Regions from separate parts of the Mus musculus genome. Here region 1 is linked to region 2. Evidence: chromatin loops called from intact Hi-C (ENCODE). Cell type or tissue: heart. All regions are shown on one strand. Links, peaks and the distances in the headings refer to the core of each region. The heading gives the core; the rest is flanking DNA.

The links. A loop is a pair of places that touch in the nucleus more often than their neighbours do. Peaks named below come from ENCODE experiments on the same cell type or tissue, not always from the same donor. Only the 100,000 strongest peaks of a DNase experiment are listed, where the experiment ranks them.
Region 1: a loop joins it to region 2, with 6 times the contacts of the local background. A loop is called at or near these places in 3 of 42 quality-filtered maps.

Annotation. Positions count from the first base shown.
Region 1 is chr10:99,837,332-99,842,722 of GRCm38, forward strand. No RefSeq gene overlaps it. Among named protein-coding and RNA genes, the nearest start is that of Gm35437, 63 kb to the right of the region's middle. In heart, for the core only: no CTCF peak of the experiment used is centred there; DNase peaks (open chromatin) are centred at 3,040 and 3,380.
Region 2 is chr10:99,684,702-99,690,092 of GRCm38, forward strand. The region is part of intron 4 of Gm35101 (a long non-coding RNA gene); the gene reads left to right. Among named protein-coding and RNA genes, the nearest start is that of Gm35101, 27 kb to the left of the region's middle. In heart, for the core only: a CTCF peak has its summit at 2,382; a DNase peak (open chromatin) is centred at 2,530.

The DNA of each region.
Region 1 (5,391 bases), core at 132-5,131, 150 kb after region 2:
GTTTCTCAGGTTGTCACAGAAGAGAAAGAATGTTTTTCAAAATTTAAGAAGGCAGACCCATGGTGTGAGGGAAAAGTGAAATCCATCAAGAAATCTTTGATGTGTTACCGTTAAATTGAATTTATAAATAAAGATGCTTTCTGGCAGTTGTTGTGTTTAGACAGTCCATATATATTCAAGGTATGCCGAGGATGTTAGTAGTAAGACAAATGGTATATTAAGAAGGCAAATAGAATTACAAGTATCTCTCTGGGAGCCAGAAGCACTAATAGAAAAGCTACTCTCAGACTTTGCCCCTTCCTTGGAATTCCTGTGAGGACAGGAGGCACACAGCTACCAGGGACATCTCGTCATGATGTCACTCCTCAGCTTGCCTGTGCTGTTCCTTCTCTTGGTTTTCTACAAGTCTTACAATGCGCATGTGTCCTAGAATTCATGCTGTTTTATGCGAGCTCTCTGAGATCCACGCAATAACATATCTTTCCCAAGAGTCTTTTTTACTCCTGTGACCAACAACTCAAAGGCATGTTTCCCATGTCTCGCACTGAGTGTTTCGCTAGATAGTCTAAGGCTCTTGTGGGAAGCATTATCACCCCAGATGCCAAATGATATACCTTCATTTAAATGTACGCATATTTATATATTATATATTATTTATGTATAAATTATATATGTTAATGTATACATGTATAAATAAAACATAATACAAACATAAACTATTAATATACATTGTTTATATATAAATTGTACATGTTAATATATACATGTGCAAATAAAACATATAAGTATAAATATAAAATATAAATATATATATTAGTTATATCTAATGTATTCTAAGTAAATAGAAAATGTTTCCCCATGTCTCTCTTAAATGTCTTTTTGTTCTTTATCTCTCTTTCCTTTCTTTCCCTTTGTGCTACCTTCTTTCTCCCATCCCAATCAAATTTTCTGCCCCCATTTTTCTCATTTCCAATCTGGTGACATTTATGTTCTATCTCCCTCTGTAGAACTCCCACACACACACACCCTTCCACCAACCCCCACCCCTCACCCACTCCTACCTGACCCTCATGGTCACTTTTTAACTTCCCTAGTTTCCATGGTTACTGCAAATTAACTCCTCATGGCTAGGGTGGTCACAGACCCTAGAGGAGAGCCCACTGCTGCCATTTTCCTGAACCAGTATAATTTCTAACTGCACTCCAGATTTTGGTCCTTATAACAACCATAATTATAGCACTCATCTCCCAGCAAAGATGTTTCCTTTTACCACAGGTGAAGACCACCCCAGAAATCCACAACTGGTCAGAAGGCAGAGAAGAACTGACCATGGGGTGCCCAACCCCAAGTAATACATCCACAGCCCAACCCCTACACTTCCCAGTCAGAGAATATTGCAAAAGACAGGGACAAAGAATCGTAAACGCCAGAAGACCAGAAAGTTGGCTGTGGGATAGTGTCTTCCATATGTGGCAGGGAAGCTGACCATGAAATCTCAGAGAGAAAGTCACAGAAACAAAACTTGTGCAATGGCATCACTTCGTGTGCCAGGGTGTCTGGGGAAATGTCTCAAATCCTTACCCTTACAGAAAGAATTATAAGTGATTAATGGTTACTAACAGAGGGAGAATCAAACTTTTCTATGCATGAGTCTTTGATGAGTTACCCAATCCCCAGAGGTTAGCCCTAAACAAATACGTATAAGAAACATTAAATGGACTCAGCAGGTTATACATCATATACATATACATATACATATACATATACATATACATATACATATACATATACATATACATATACATATACATATACATATACATATACATATACATATACATATACATATACATACACACACATATATATATAATAGATATACACATCATATATAATATATACATACACATATAATTAAAGAAGAGGTGGTAAGTTTGAGAGAGAGGAACACAGAAGGAGTTGTAATAGGAAGAGGGAGGGTTGTAAATCAAGTAAATTCAGTAATTATGCATAAAGTTCTCAAAAATTAATTATAAAAAATATATTTTAATTACATTACCAACTAATAAGTCTTTGGTAATCACCTCTAGTTTTGACTAGGTTCTCACCGCCTCTTCTTTTCCTCATCTTCCTGAGCATCCTGGCTTAAGCTTTTAACCCCCAACCTCCTCCCATTCTCTCAGATCACGCATGTTAATCTTTCTCCCAAATCTGTTCAGAGTAAATCTTATTACTTCCTGATATAAACAACCCCCTGGACCTCACCACTGAATGACAAACCTAAGCCCACGGATCTGGTAGCCACAAGTAGGGTTTTTCCAAATCAAGATTCAGCTCATTTTCTTTTCTATGCCACATGTTTAGGGCTTCCTTGCCAAACATTAAATCTTTACAGGCAGGGCAATGTATCTTCAACTTTTACTGGATAATATGGAATTTCAAGTGATTTATATGCTCAATATATTTTTACTTGACTTCTGATTAAATAAAAACCAGGGTCATTGGCTTTTAGATGACTCTTCTGAAAGGATGTGGAATACACACACACACACACACACACACACACACACACACCCTAGCAAGTGGAATCAAGCCACAAGATAAAACAATTTCCAGATAAAAATCTATGTGTGAGAAAAAAAAAAGACCTATTGCTACTGAGGTGGTAATGTGACTAGAGGAAATTTTCTAGAAACACAAATACTAATGATGATAATAATATGAGGTGAGTAGCACAAACACATGTGATTTCTTATTAGTCATGCAATAGCCCTTTCAAATTGGTTATTTGTATATTTTAAAGTACAAAGAGTTTGAAACTTACTTTTAGCTCAGTCAATAATTCATAATTGTAAAACAATGGTTCTGGGTATAATATTTTATAAAGCCCACATGCTATGATACCGTAATCCTAGGGATCAAATCTATGGGCTCCTTATGTAAGGCCTGTGACTGAGCTACATCCCCAGAGCAGAAGGAAGTATTATTATCAGAGCAACAGGTCCATGCGGGTTAAGACAATTCAAGGAAGGGGACAAAGGATTATGTACTAGGCCTCAGGAAGTACTGAGGAAGAGATGGACATTAAATTGGCTTCTACAGGAAGATGAGCTTTGGGCATGCCAAAAAAGAAAACGGGAAGCAGGGTAGAAAAGCATGTAGAAAAGGAACAAAACAGTGGAAATGAACGAAAAATGAGGTGCTATTTGGATCAGAGAATATTCATGGCGGGAAGTCAGGGGCTATGGGAAAAGTGGTGAATTAGCAAAAAGCGGCTAGGCTAGCGGTTTAAGTGGAGAGCACAGATGTTTTCTTCAGTATTGGAAGCAGGCAGAACACACAAGGAAAAGGGTATTTCTGGAAGGGAATTCTGACTCTTGGGGCACGTGCTTCCTGGAAAGAGTTCAAAGCAGGAGGTCAAGTTATGAATGTGTGCTGTTGCGTCTGCCAGTGTCAGGACTTGTGTTCTCGTGGTGGGAAACAGATACCAGTCTACTGATGAACCTCCTCAAGTATCATTTGGGAGACATGACATGATCAAAGTCATTTCCACAACTGCTTCAAAACTGATCTCTGTCTTGCATTCTCTCTGTTTGTCCCACTCAATATTTTGAGGCAAATCTAGGAAATCCCCTTTGTGAGTGGTCTCTCTCTTTGTCAACCGTTCAGTCAAGTGATCCCAGTCAGTTTCTGTGTGGTAACTATCCCCTTCTGACCTCATGCCCTCTCTGCTTATTGACTGAGCTTCTCTCTAATGTAAATACTGCAGCCATAGGTAATATGGTAGGCACGTGGCTTTATGGTCTGGCACAGCAGAACTACTTGTAGCCAATGTCCCAAGTACGATTATTAAGGAAGCTAAGTCCTCCTGTGTAAGACGACTTATAGCACAGGTTTTCTTAGAGACGGGACGACAGAATGGAACTCAGAAGGGTAGAAGGGTTTAAGTGACGAAAGAAGGAAAGGAATTCCAGAGACAGAAATATCATCTGAAATGGTACTGAGTCTAGAAAGGACATGATGGGTAGGGGGAAGACAGGACAGATGACTCAGCCCATTCACATGGCCTTTGGCTCAACTACTGGAGTTGGTAAGTGTTAGCTGGAGCTGTTAAGTGCTTTCCTGCCTTTCCTTCCATCTCTTTAGAGTGACTTTTGTCAGTTTCTCACCTTGCTACTAGAGAGACACTTTCAAAATGTAAACCACAAATTCCACAGTGACTCCCCCGCCCCCCACACACACACAACTGCCCACACAGTGAAGGTCAAATTCCCAGCATGGGCTCGCAGGAATCTTCTGTTCCTTTGCCTGTGTTTCCACCCCCCTCCAGCCCTAAATGCCAATGGCTCTGTTTATGGCTCTTCAAAGCAGTCCTGTTCGGTCACCTACTTATGTCTCTGCCAACTGCTACTTCCTTTGCTTACAATGCCTTGGACTGCCTGCAGAACTGCCACGCTGCCTTTCATCGGGGCACAGACTCTGTAGTTTGTGAACAGAGGACAGCAAACTATAGCGACGATTGAAATTCGAAGCTTTGACCATTAACGTATGCTCTTGCTATCTAAAAACCGCTTTCCCTTTTTAACGTTAAAATTAGTGTAAAGGAATAATAGATTGTAACATGTGAGGATGAAACCAAATGCAAATGTCAGGGGCTATGAATGCAGCGTTTTAGAATAGATCATGCTCATTTGCCCATCGTCCATGTATTGCTTTTTTCCTATGACAGCTGAGTTGTTATAAAGACCCCAATGAAAAAACCTTACTATTCTCTGGTCATTTATGGGACAAAGTGTCTGATTCCTGCTTTACTCCTGTCCTTCCAGTTGGCTTTCTGGAAATTCCTCCCCAGGAGAAAGATTGCGTTTTCAGATGACATCCTATGGCATGCCTAAGAACCCAAGTCCCCTGAGGAGATGCCAGAGCTTCTTAGCTTTTTGCATGTATGGACCTCAGCAACTAGCAGAGTCTCCTCACTTGTATTACAGAGGCGAAACCACACCCATCCAAGGAATTTTTGAAGATCAAAGCAGTTAACACCATGTGTATTTAGCACAGAGCCTGATATCCAAAACCAGTTTGTTATACAGACTGTATTGACATCTTCCTGTTGACGTGTCTTATATATTCACCCATCGTTACACTTTACTGCATTTTAGTTATTTCCGCATTGAGTTCATTGTGGTTTTTTTTCCCGCTTGTAGAAGGTGAGTCTTAATAAGATATTTCTTGAATGAAAAAAAAAATGAGTATATGTGAATGGACTCGTTGCTGTGAACTGAGAATAAATGTGTCTTGTGTTGAGAACAGTTATTAAGAGTTAATACCCACATCATCTCCTTTGTGCTGTTTTCTTTTATGACTTACCTGGGTTTCTGAAATGAAATAAAA
Region 2 (5,391 bases), core at 245-5,244:
AGAAGAGGAACATGGCATATCAGGCAGACAATGGAATAGTTATGGTGATGTGCTTGAAGGTGTGGGCTCTGGAGAGAGAATGTCTGCATTTGAATGTGGGGGTCCCTGTTTACCAGCTATTGGATAATTCATTTTAATCTCCATGCATTTTAATTTTCGCAGCTTTTAGATGTGGGCTGAGCATCCTTTCCAAGACTGTATGAGCTCAGGTGCTCAGTGAATGGTTACTTTTGTTACTATCAAAGGTTAATTTCATTTTATATGGCCTTTTGGGGTGGGGGGAGCAGCCATTTCTTCCTGATCCAGGCTTTGGACAATAGCTTTACCTAGAATAACAAAATACGTTTAGTTTCTAAGATATTTGTTTTAGTTGCTAAGTTGAAAGGCACTCTTTAGGTTTCTCAAAGGAACTTTATTTTTAGAAGCACAAGTGGAATAATGTGAAAACTGGAGGACTTTATGCAATAGACCTTACTACTTATATCCCCAAGTGTTACAAAGACCAACCCTAGAAGTTCTCATGTTAGTTGTTAGCACCACCTGCTAGTTAATGTATATGACCAAATATCAAGCTTCAAGACCATTTCAGCCTCTGCCACCGACTAGCAAGTCACCTTACCTCACTTAACCTCTTTCTCCCAGCTTTCAAATTAGGATAATAGGGTATTTCTACCCACATAGGGGTGATGGGTAGCTCAGCTAATTGATGTTTGCAATATGCTAGGAGATAAAAGGCGCTATGGAGATGTAACCTGCATTAATAGGAGAACAAAGCAGGATTTTAAGAATCATGGGAGGTATAACAGAACTAATAGATACATTGGGCAACAGAACCTGGAAGACAAGGAGGCTGTAACACTGAATCATCATATCTATTCTAGGTTTTGAAAAGCCCATTCAAAGAACGTATCTCTTTATATTTAACAGCTAATTTCTCTGTGTCATAACACCTTCTATCTTTTTCCAAACACACTGGTTTTAAAGAAGGTAGGTGAATATCACAACCAACGTCCAGGCATTCTACTTTTTGCTGAACCATGACCTCCATAACCATGAGGCATTTGCTCTAGATCAAAGACCACAGCTTATCTAGAAAAACTAGTAGCTAGATGCCCTTATTTGTAAAGAGATGATTTTAAAACTTTACTTTTCTCCATCCCAACTTTCAGTGCAGTTCCAGTCAGCAGCCTGGTTCACCTGTCAGTGTTCCCAGTAATAAAAACTGACTTGATCAAAGCGACCGGTTCCCATTTTGTCATTAGACCTAATACCTGTGTCCAAGCCATCTGGTTTGACAGCCATAATAGTTGAAATATTTTCCCTTGCAGACCCCAGAAATGCCCCTTGGGGCAAATAAGCATTTGGCAGCCCGAGGAAATATCAGTAGACAAGGACGTTTCCTGCTTGCTCTTTCTGAGGTCGCATGCAGAGGAGTGAGAGCAAAGGGTAGGGACACCTGCTGTTTACTTGACAGATTTATAGAGGCTTTTCAATGGGACATACAATTTTCAAGGCCCCAAAGAATTTTATCTCATTTCTTTCTCTAGCCCAGCAAATAATGAAATAACATGTTGCTATTCACCTGCATATGTCAGTAACCTTGAGGAGTTTTAAAATTTTGCAGAAATTAAAAAGAAAGAAAGAAAGAAAAAATTGCCATTCACACAAAAATGCCTTTTTCTTTTCTTTCTCTTCTTCTCCTTCCCCTCCCCTTGCCCCTTCTTCTTTCTTCTTTATCCCTTCTTCTTTTCTCCTCCTCCTCCTCCTTCTTCTTCCCTTGAGGAATACATTTCTCCACCTTTCTTACTGCCTTTATGGGAGTTTTTAACTGACTATATATATTCTACAAGAGCTCAGAAGGACCACAAATTGGGGTCTGAGGAGACAAGAAACAAACAAACAAACACCAGACATTCCATCCTTTAACAATGTAGCCTTGATTGCCTTGGTACATAGTGCCTTTCCATGGAGTCATAAATTAGCATTCAATGGCATCTTGGGGTTTCCACCAAAGTTGTAATTTGCATGTTAGCCATTGACTTGCATCAATACATGTGAATCTCTTAGCATTGCACAGATCACACTAAATTCAGTGATCAACTGAACAGCAAGCATTTGAGCATCTTGCTTCCTTGCATTTTTGCCCTGAAAAAGTTGGGATTTGTGAGAACTTCAAACCTACTGACTTTTTCACTAAAGTCATTTGAGGTGAATGTCAGGGAAGGAACTTGAGAGACCCAGAAGGGCAAAAAGAAGGGAGTTTGGGGTTGTCTTATTTCCCTTCAATAGTGCACGGTATCTTGAGTTTGTTTTTGAATTCTGCTCCAGGAAAAGAGCCTGCCAAATTCATACATGAGATCTCAAGTTTGCCACAAGGACTCCAGTCATTTCCAAATTCTTGAAACAATAAGCTATAAATAGCCCCAACAATGTCAGGATTGTATTGGTTTCCGCCTAATGTCCTCTGGCTGAGGGCCTTGCTCCTAATCCTTAGGTGGAAAGCAGAGATTCCGTCTGAGCTGCAGGTCGATCCATGGCCTTTTCCAAGATTAGCTGAAAAGGCAGCTTGCAGGAAGTAGGTGTCCTAGCCAGGCACTCGTTGTGGGGTTTCTGAATTATTTATTGTGTAAGAAGGCTCTTGGCTTTAAGCACAGGGAATATAGTTTCCCAGGACACAGGCTTAAAAATAGATGCCTGTCCTTTTTCCCTTCACAGTATTTATGTGCAACCAAATTATCCTTCCCCCCTCTCCCTCACTCCAGGTCCATATTCTCTTCACTTCCAGTGGCAGAGGACGCTATTGCTTAGTTTCTTCTTATTAGGGGTTTCTCTTAAGCTGGCTCACTTCTCCAGGGGAAAAGATTTTTGCAATGGGCAATGCAGAATGACATCCACAAATTCCCTGTGATTCATCTCAGTAGTATTTCAAATGGTAACCCTCCCTCCAAAATTATCATTGCATTTAAGCGGAGACACATAACTGGAAGATTGATTTTGACTAGGCACATGGTTCATGGTGTTTTCATGTTCCCAAAGAGTGCCTTGATGATACATTAATTACTGCTTTCATCTAGATGGGTCCATCTTTAATTGCTACACCCTTCATCCAACCAAGTTAAGGATTCCTAGGGTGAGGACTATATGGTGGAAATCCTAACTGCCCTTCACTTCTTTGATTCTGCTCAACTTGTACATTGTCTGGATGTTGGCTGCTAGGACTTAGCATGAATCTTGGAAGAAACACCATTATATAACAAAAACAATGGGAGTTGTGCAGAGTATGCCCATAGCAAACACTTGATCTTTGCAGGAGCATTAAGGAAAAAAAATCCTGTGAAGTGATTCCCCCCACTTCTTTTGGAAAGGAAAAATTCATTTGTAATCTGTTCAATAACTCAAGCAAAGGTCTATATCTTTGCATAACTTCAATCTTGTCTGTTCAGGCAAATATTCCAATGTGTGTTCACATAGCACACTATATATTGTGCTACATGCTAGAATGAGAAAGATGCATTGAGAATCCTAAGGTCTTAAGATAGCTGACCATAAATATATATCATTTAAATATGCCATGTGTATTTCTAGGGGGTGTACCTTAAATTGCTGAGCTCATAGTCTGATCTTGTCTGTGAATGGGAACTAGTCAAGTAAATATTTGCTTTTGTCAGGTGAGCTATTTGCTCTATTTCCAGACATTATTGCCTAAAAGACAAGGTGAGTTAAATGTCTTACTATTTCATTGGAAGTTTTCTTTGGGTATGGAGATCTGAATGATAAAGCTAGTTAAAGGAAACTATGAATTTCCTGACTTTCAATTTCAAGGTAGGTTCAGCACTAACCAAGAGCAGTGGTTCTCATCCTTCCTAATACTGTAACCCTTCAATATAGTTCCTCATGTTGTGGTGACGCTCCAACCATAAAACTATCTGTGTTACTTCTCCATAATTGTAACTTTGCTACTGGTATGAATTGTAATGTAAGTCTCTGTGTTTTCCGATGGTCTTAGGCTACCCAGGTGAAATGGCCATTCCATCCCCACAGACTGAGATGCAGAATAAGAGGATGTGCTGTCTGGATCCCACCAGGACTTTATCCAGAATACTCTAATGGTACTCTAAGGTCAACAACATTCTGAATCAGATGATAAATTATTCAAGTTTTAGAGGTGGCATCGACTCTGTGTCAATGCTGACATATCAATGAAGACATACCTCAAGTCGTTCTAGTTTGAAGCAGCCAGCTGCAGATACAATGTAAGAAGTGTGCATGACTTGTATCTAGCCAAACTTTATAAAAATCAGAAAAGAGCTGGACTTGGAGGCTGTGCCATTAGTTTGCTCAGGCTACAGCAGTAGATGGACGAATCCGATATTGCCTGCAGCTAAGTGCATTTAACAGTTTTAACTGCCAGAACTTCAGAAGTTGAGTAGAGCTCCAACAGATTTTCTTAGACTCTTTGTATTACACACCTGATTTTCATAAAATCCCGTACAAAGAGTGATGATGGAAAGAACCGAACTTGGCTCCAGCTCTATGAAGCTTTCGGGGCACATATATCCTTGTGAATACACAAGGAGCCAGGCAGCTTCCCGAAAATGATTTGTTTTGGTTAGAATGGAGAGAAGCCCGAGGAAAAGAAGGTCCAGCGACAGGTCCAAAGTGGGATCCAGCTCAAGGGGAGGTCCCAAGGCCTCACGCTATCACTGAAGCTATGGTGCGCTCACAAAAAGGAACCTATCATGACTGTCCTTTGAAAGACCCAACAAGCAGCAGCTGAAAGAGTCAGAAGCAGATATTTACAACCAACCAATGGACAGAAGCTGCTGACCTCTGTGGTTGAATTAGGGGAAAGCTGGAAGACGATGAGGAGGAGGGAGACCCTGTAGGAGGACCAGCAGTCTCAATTAACCTAGACCCTTGAGATCTCTCATATACTGGACCACCAAACAGGCAGCATATATCAGCTGATATGAAGCCTCCAACACATATAGAGCAGAGGACTACCAGGTCTGGGTTTAGTCAGGAAAGATACACCTAACCCTCAAGAGACTTGTGTCCCAGGGAATTTAGAGGTCTGGTGGGATGGGGATTGGGAGTATCCTCATGGAGACAACGGGGCTGGGAGAAGGTATTGGATGTGGAACAGTCAGAGGGTAGATCAGAAGGGGAATAAAATCTGGAGTTTAAAATTTAAAAAATTATTAAAAAATACCAAAAAATTCTCTAAAAAAATACAGATTGAATAGAAAAAAGAAAAGAAAAGAAAGTAGTGAAGTCAGAATAAGCTATGCATGTGTTGAATAAGGCCTCTTTCCTTTCTCATCACACTTGCTTTGATTGGTGATGATCCTTATAAATGATTTATTTATTCTAGCTCGTCCATACAAAAGA